Regions from separate parts of the Mus musculus genome. Here all the other regions are linked to region 2. Evidence: chromatin loops called from intact Hi-C (ENCODE). Cell type or tissue: gastrocnemius. All regions are shown on one strand. Region 1 holds the start of Fan1 (FANCD2/FANCI-associated nuclease 1). Region 2 overlaps Otud7a (OTU domain containing 7A). Region 3 has its middle 2.6 kb from the start of Gm39023.

The links. Peaks named below come from ENCODE experiments on the same cell type or tissue, not always from the same donor. Only the 100,000 strongest peaks of a DNase experiment are listed, where the experiment ranks them.
Region 1: it touches region 2 in a loop (3-fold over the local background); 2 of 42 quality-filtered maps call a loop at or near these places.
Region 3: a loop joins it to region 2, with 6 times the contacts of the local background. A loop is called at or near these places in 18 of 42 quality-filtered maps.

The regions. Positions count from the first base shown.
Region 1 is chr7:64,372,993-64,375,492 of GRCm38, forward strand. It overlaps Fan1 (FANCD2/FANCI-associated nuclease 1), which reads right to left and starts at 1,064. Exons shown (of 14, transcript NM_177893.4): 1 at 943-1,064; 2 at 1-762. The coding sequence starts at 511. In gastrocnemius, a CTCF peak has its summit at 1,058; a DNase peak (open chromatin) is centred at 1,090; H3K4me3 peaks cover 1,387 bases; H3K27ac peaks cover 1,435 bases.
Region 2 is chr7:63,752,512-63,755,011 of GRCm38, forward strand. Otud7a (OTU domain containing 7A) reads left to right here. Exons shown (of 14, transcript NM_130880.1): 12 at 2,121-2,235; 13 at 2,405-2,489. Among named protein-coding and RNA genes, the nearest start is that of Gm39023, 99 kb to the right of the region's middle. In gastrocnemius, a CTCF peak has its summit at 1,016 (motif pointing right); DNase peaks (open chromatin) are centred at 825, 1,138, 1,548 and 2,481; H3K4me3 peaks cover 786 bases; H3K27ac peaks cover 1,444 bases.
Region 3 is chr7:63,853,972-63,856,471 of GRCm38, forward strand. No RefSeq gene overlaps it. Among named protein-coding and RNA genes, the nearest start is that of Gm39023, 2.6 kb to the left of the region's middle. In gastrocnemius, a CTCF peak has its summit at 1,505 (motif pointing right); a DNase peak (open chromatin) is centred at 1,516; H3K27ac peaks cover 1,342 bases.

The DNA.
Region 1 (2,500 bases), 620 kb after region 2:
GTGATTTTTTAGCGTTTAAGTATCGTCTGGACAATTTCGATGTCAGACTTCCCAAAGGCATAATTTCTACACTCTGATTTGGAAGCTCATTTTGATCTTTGGACACTAAGGCATCTTTAAAGTAGGGACTGGTCTGCTGTTGTATGCCCAGTTTTGAACCACATTGGACAGAAATTAAACTTCTCTTTGGTGGTGATAATTTCTGAGGTGTCACATTCTCTAAAGGACCACTGGGTAAATCTGATGTAGGCACAGTTGGACTCATTAATCCAGCCTGAGCAGGCTCTACTTGAACGTCATCACCAACACCGTTGTTAGCACAAGACTCATCAAGGTGCCGAATGAGGTCATACCTGGGCACCATTTTATGACAAGTTGAACATGCAAGTTTAGCAGGTGGTGCACTGTTAAAATACGAAGTAATCGAATGACACTGGCTTTTTGCAGTTTTGCTGGTAGATAAGCTTCTACGGGGTCTTTTTTGATCAGGTGATTTCCTTTGTGACGGCATGACTATTAGAGAAAGTGGGCGACCCAAGAAGAAAATCAGGTCATCTCAGGTAAGGACCGAAATGTTTTACTTTCATTCACTTGGCTTGAATTAGTAAAAACAACAACAAAAAAAAAGGGTCCCTGCTACCTCCTCATCAGTTAATACAGCGGCCACCCCAGGTGAAGGACCCTAAAGGGTTACTTTTACTCTCGCCGTGAACTAATACAAAGTGAAATAGCATTTGATGTCGTTATTCGTTCAACTTCTTCCTACAAAATAAAATACATGAGTTAAAAATATTTTTATACATTTACGGGGTCGGCCGACAACTGAAACGTAGAATGGCAACTTCTGGAACGAGAACCCTGAAGTGGATACAGATCGGAGCGGACCTGCAGCTCCGCGCATGCTCTGTGTCCCTCGCTTCGGAAGGACCAAGCTGCACTTACTTTCAGGGCCTTTCTAAGAACCGTTTGTCTTAAAAAGAGGACGCTGACTCGCTCAGACTCCCCTGAACTCACTGCAGCGGAACAGGCTGAGTCGCTCTCAAAGGGCCACAAGGCGGGCAGTCGCTCTGCGCAGCCCGGACCAGCCAGAGCAAGGCGCTACAGGCATCCCCAGCCGATCCCCGCGTCTTCGCTCCAAGGCTCAGCTAGTGGAGGACAGAGTGATCGAGCAGAAGGCGGACCAAAAGAGAAATGGAGTGTGTAGACTGAGGAAACTGTGACATGATTGTACTCTACTACCTCAAGAGCTTTACACTAAGGTAGCAGAACATTAACCGTTGTGGTGGTAATCCCTTTTTGTTTTGTTTTTTGAGTAAAGGTTTCTCTGTAGACCTACAGACTCACTCTGTAGACCAGGATCACCTCTAACTCAGAGATCATCCTGCCTGTGCCTCCAGAGTCCTGGGATTAAAGCCATGCCGTCATCTCACCCAGCATTCCTAACACAACTAAAAATTAATGAAACGCTATGATACGCTAATCATGATAAATATTTTATGATTAGTTTGACTTGACATGAAAGAAGGACCAGAGAAAGTTAGATGAACAGAGAGAAAATAAATAGAAAAACCAAATAAATCAGGTCAATAATGACAGGAAATGGTCATGATTAATATACTTTAAAGGTAAAACTAGTCCGATTAGACTTAAAATGTAGTTCCTAACTATGTGCACATACAAGAGCCTGGTATAGCAAATTGTTAAAATTTCCACAAAAATACAAACTATGTAATAGTTAAATCACTGCTAAAACTAACACCTTAAAGTGTGGGGAGATGAGATAATTACTCAAAAGTATTTATTCAGAGGAAAAAGATAAATCCTATTTTGAATAAAATTTAGGATGTTTTTGGGCGTGGTGATACACACCTTTAATGCCAGCACTTGGGAGGCAGGAGCAGGCGGATCTGAGATGGAGGGCAGCCTGGTCTACAAGGCTTCTTGTGGCTGCATAGTGTGACTCTGTCTCAGAAACAAACACCAACTTGGGGAGATTTTTAAATGTCCTATTAGTGGGGCCATAGTCAGAGAATGGCCCCCAAACTCATGTGTTAAAATATAATGGCTGGGACTGAAGAGATGGCTCAGCGGTTAAGAGCACTGACTGCTCTTCTGAAGGTCCTGAGTTCAAATCCCAGCAACCACATGGTGGCTCACAACCATCTGTTAGGAGATCTGACGCCCTCTTCTGGGGGTGTCTGCAGACAGCTACAGTGTACTTACATGTAACAGTAAATACATCTTTGGGCCGGAGCAAATGGGACTGAAGAAAGAAGAAAACGTAATGGACAAAGGGGAAAATGTTGGCGTATTTGTTGTATTACATCATTAGGTTCTCATATCTTTACCTCAGTTCCATCTCTTATTCCACCCTTCTCCCTTCCACCTCCCTAACGCTAGGTAGGAAAGAATATTAGAGGGGAAAGGAGGCATAGACTTCTATAGGCTACTTTCTGTTGCTGAGGGTCGTCCATCCTTCTTCATCAGAGTATCCAGCAGT
Region 2 (2,500 bases):
AGCACTAGAATCTTCAGATGTATTTCAGTTGTCTTCTCAGAGTAGACAGACCAGGAACCCAGTCCAGGCTATCTGCTGAGGGTAAGAATCCCCAGGCACGCTGTAGCCGTAAGGTAAGAAAGCTGGGACGTCCTGGTTTAGGTAATTTATCAGAAACCAGACAAAATCATAGTGGCTCAGGTTGGGCTCCCAAGTCAACAAAGCCTATGCTGGAGTTCTGGTTAGCAGACAGTTCTTCTCCCAATGAGGTTCAAGAGCCTGCTCCTGACGTCATATACTTGCATTGTCTGTGTAGGAGACATGGGCAGAGAGGGAAACGTCCCCTAAGCCTGGCCATATTGCCCAGAACTGACCATATTACTTTGCTCACAGCCTGTGCATTCAGCTAAGCAAACCACTCCCCACCACACCCCCTTGCTAAGAGGATGGAAAGTATAGTCACAGCTGGCCCATGAAGGGGTAGACAGCCTGACCCAGAACACCCAAATTATACCCACAGGAATTATTTCTGACAAGTTATTATCCTCTATAACAATCTTTTCCAAAACACCTTGATTTGAAGATCCACAGGGAAGCTTATTTACAACGTAGCCCTCCATCCTGATTCAGGACCCTTGCGTTGGCCCTCTGTATGAAGTACAGATCCCTAGGGGACACAATTCTAGTGAGTCTGGGATGCAGTGTCCCTAAGGATCACCTCTGCTGTCCCCCAGCCACCGGTAGGAAGCCACACCAAAGCCTCAATGTGTGTTTGCTGACCTACAAGACAGGCTGAGCTCAGCCCTGGAAACGAAAGCCACATCAAAGCAGAATGAGATGTCCCAGTCCCCTCCCCCGTCAGACCTTACCTACACTGCTCCATGGCTGGCCACACACAAGGAAAACCCCTAAACTGGCTGGTGATCCACAAAACTGCCTTTCATCTGTTTAGGTGGGAAGAAAGGGGGTGGGGTGGGGGGGGAGAAGCAGTTTGCACTCACAGTCTCTTTAGAAACACTAGAGGGCAGCATTGAGTCGCATCTAATTTCTCAACTTTGCAGTATTGGCTCCTGGATTTTCTGTGTTTTGTTTGCCTTTTTGTTCTTGCCATGGCACTGCTAGTATGAATCATAGGCTACGGGCAAGCAAAGGAACAAAGCAGCTGCCAGGGGCCCTGAGCTGGGCTTCTCTGCGGTGGTGAGACTCCAGAGGGGTGGGGCATCCTGAGCGAAGTGACAGAAAGGAGACTGGTACTCATTAGGAAGGTGGAATTTGGAAACCATCTCCACACTTCTTCCTGTTCACTACCCCTGACAACACCCTGAGGAGAAAGCAGATGTGACATTAAGGATTCCATTTGCTAGGAGCAGGGATCCCTCGGGAACTCATCAGATCTCAGTACACCTGTAGGTAGATACTGACCCCACCCATACTGGTCTCGGTGGCTGGTGTGCCTCTGTCCAGATGCTTTGTGGTGAACCAGCTCCTCTGAGAAGTAACAGGCCAGACTCCCCCACCTAATCACCACCGCCACAGAAGGCTCCCTCTCTGCTCCCCTTTTAAAGGGGCTGTAGGCCAACACTGCCTCTCCTGGACTTGTCACTAGATGCTTTCTGTAGGAGCCTGCTGCCTGGTCCTATGCAGATGAGCTCCCTGGTGGGGGCGGGGGGTGCAGCCCCCACCTCCAGTCTTGCCTCAGCAGAGCTCAGCTCACACCTCTCCCAACTTGCAAATTCTGCCCTTCTCTGAGATGAAATGGAGGCAAGGAGCAGGTCATCCAAAAGTGGCCTTCCGTGGTTCACCACACCCATCTGGGTTTTTCTTCGGAAATAGCAAAAGCACCCATAGCTTTTTCTCATCCTGACAGCAGAGAGATGCCTGCCCTCTAACAGAAAGAGACCCTGTCAGTCCAGGTGATGCCTCCACCTGCTTGCTCTTCGCCTACATAATAGAAACAAGTTTGAAACCTATAGTCTTAACATTCGTGGTATGCAAGTTCTGAGTCTACCTTCTGTCTCCATTAGGTTACCTGCCCTGGGACAGCTATTTTTGAATTTCTGAGCTCTGAACTCTGCTGGTGCCTCCAGCCTCCTGGCAGGCAGATGAGGTGCCTGTCACCATGCCTCTCTCTTCTGTTTCAGCTGTGATCCCTCTGACGGATTCGGAACACAAGCTGCTGCCCTTGCACTTTGCTGTGGACCCGGGAAAGGACTGGGAATGGGGGAAAGATGACAACGACAATGCCCGGTTAGCCAAGTAAGACCTGCCCCGCAGTCCAGTCCGGACCCCAACACCCTGCGGGAGAGTGGTGGTGACAGGACTCCTGTTGGGATTTGGGGGACTAAAGGGCAGGGAGAGGATTGCACGCGCAGGCGAGTGAGCTCCTGCCACCTCCGGAGCTTCTCACTGGGTGTTCTTTTGTCAGCCTCATCCTGTCCCTAGAAGCCAAGCTGAACCTTCTACACAGCTACATGAATGTGACGTGGATCCGCATCCCCTCCGAGACCCGGGTGAGCCTCGA
Region 3 (2,500 bases), 100 kb after region 2:
AATAAGCAGAAGACCAGGTGTTCTTAACCCCTGAGCTATCTCTCCAAAGGAAGATGTTCCATCATTTGCCTGTGAAATGCATGATGTCTTTGTTTTTTAATAGCTGAATAGTATTGCATTATGTAGATGTACCACATTTTCTCTACCATTCTTCCATTGAGGGGCATCTAGGTTGTTTCTAGTTGCTGGCTATTTTAAGTAAAGCTGCTATAGAGCAAGTTTCTTTGTGAGATGTTGGAGCATCTTCTGGGTATATGCCCAGGAGTGGTATAGCTGGGTCTTGAGGTATTCCTAATTTTCTGAGAAAACACCAAATTGATGTCCAAAGTGGTTGTACAAGTTACTGGCTCAACTCCAGACCCATTCCATGGGCAAGCACCAATCCCTGACACTACTAATGATACTCTGTTATGCTCAAAGACAGGAATCTAGCATGGCTGTTCTCTGAGAGGTTCCACTCAGCAGCTGACTCAGACAGATGCTCCACACACAGCTAAACAGTGGCTGGAGCTTGAGAACTATTATGGGAGAGTAGGGGGAAGGATTGAGTGTCCCGAAGGGGACAGGAACTCTTCAGGAAGAGTGCAACAGAGTCCAACAGCTCTGGACCCTTGGAGCTCTCATAGATTGAACCACCAACCAAAGAGCATAGAGGAGCTGGACCTAGACCTCCCTGTACATATGTACCAGATGTGCAGCTTGCTTGGTCTTCATGAGGGACACGAACAACAGGAGCGGGGGGTGGGGGGGATATGCCAAAAACCGTTGCCTGTCTGTGGAATATGTTCTTCTACACAGGCTGCCTTGTCTGGCCTCAGTGGGAGAGGATGATGCTCAGTGGGAGAGGATGAACCTAGCACTGCAGAGACTTTGGGGTGGGGGGACTCCTATCAGAGAAGGGGAGGGATAGAGGAAAAGACTGTAGGAGGGAGGAACCAGGAGAGGTGGCAGTGAGTGGGATATAAAGTGAAAAAATAAAATAAAATAAAATAAAATAAAATAAAAAGAGGAACACACCTACCTCTAGGCAGACCACATTTCCCAGAGCCCGAAGAACCCTTGGAGTCTTCTAGAAATCCCCGTCCCCACATGGGTCTGAACATTCTGCTGAGAGGTGGACCAGGGCCCTGCCTCTGGAATTAGGCAGCTGCCATCCTCGGGTAGGCAATCCTGACACCAGCTGCCTGTGGGTGAAACTGCTTCTGCCTGGAGCTGCTGGGACATTCCCATTGACTGCAGCTCCTAGGTGTGAGGAGGCTCAACCTTACCATGTGGAAGGCTAGGGCTACCCAGAGCAAGGGCATCCATTAGCATGGTGAGCCCTCCATCTCTGAGCCTCTGTGCCTGGCTCCGCCTTCTTGCAGGTAGTTCCTGCAGAGCCGCCACGGGATCCCTGCTTCAAGGCAAGCAGGCCCAATTTTTAAATTTTTTTGTTGTGTGGAAAGATTTTTTGATCTGGATGCATCAACTGGCTAGAAGGTTTGTGCTCCTCACCAACATGACTGTGCCACCCAGCAGGGGGCAGCAGACAGACCCAGTGGACAATAGTGAAAAGAGCAAAACTCTGCAGGTCAGAAGAGGTGGGGTTTAATTGCCCTTGGGAGCTGGCACAGTATCTCCTTTGGACAAGTCACCTAATGGTGTCACTTAAATGATGGCCATGTCACACTGCCCTGTAGGTGCTAGGCAGGGAGTCTGGGTCGGCCATTCATCCCCCCCCTCTGCTATAGCAGAAGAAGATGCGATGCATCTTTAGCACCATTCACCATGGTTCTATCGGACTAGAAAGTTCACGGTGAGCATCCCGAATCAGAAGACCCCAAATCCACAATGGGCTAAAATCAAAGCTAGTCACGACGGTACACATTTGTATGATTCCTTACTGCAGAACTAGATGAGATAGGAAGATCGTGTCAGGCCATCTTGTCTAAAACAGAGGGGAATGCTGGGAGATGTCTCTGTGGGTAGAATGTTCCCATTCATACAAGAGGACCCCAGACCGCATCTGCAATCCTCAAGCCCCGCCCCCCAGAGAGATGACAGGCAGACTCTCAAGCAGTCCCTGGGCAGACTAGCCTGGTATGCTGTATGGAGAGCGAACAACAGAGATCCTGCTTCAAACAAGGTAGAAGGCAATGTCTCCTGTCTTACATACACACGTGAACACACATGTGCATGCACTTCTCAGCCATCCCCAGGTAAAATGCAGGCCTGAAAGTGAAGGTGGGCCTTTTTCCCATCCCCCACCCCCAGCCTGGATGCCTGCACTCCCTGGATTCCTGAAGTCCTTGGAAGTAGCAAAGCCCAAAGGCTGAGCCTCATGAAGGCTCAAGCAGAGAGGAGGAGGAGGGGTTGGAAGGAGAGAGTAGGACCCATGTCTGGCAGGCTCTAAAATTAAGGGTTCTGGGTTCCCTCTTGGTCCTGAACCTCTTGATGTCTGCTTCTGTGATTCCCCCAGCATCAAGGATGCTATCCTGGAGATCTGATTCACCCCCACCTT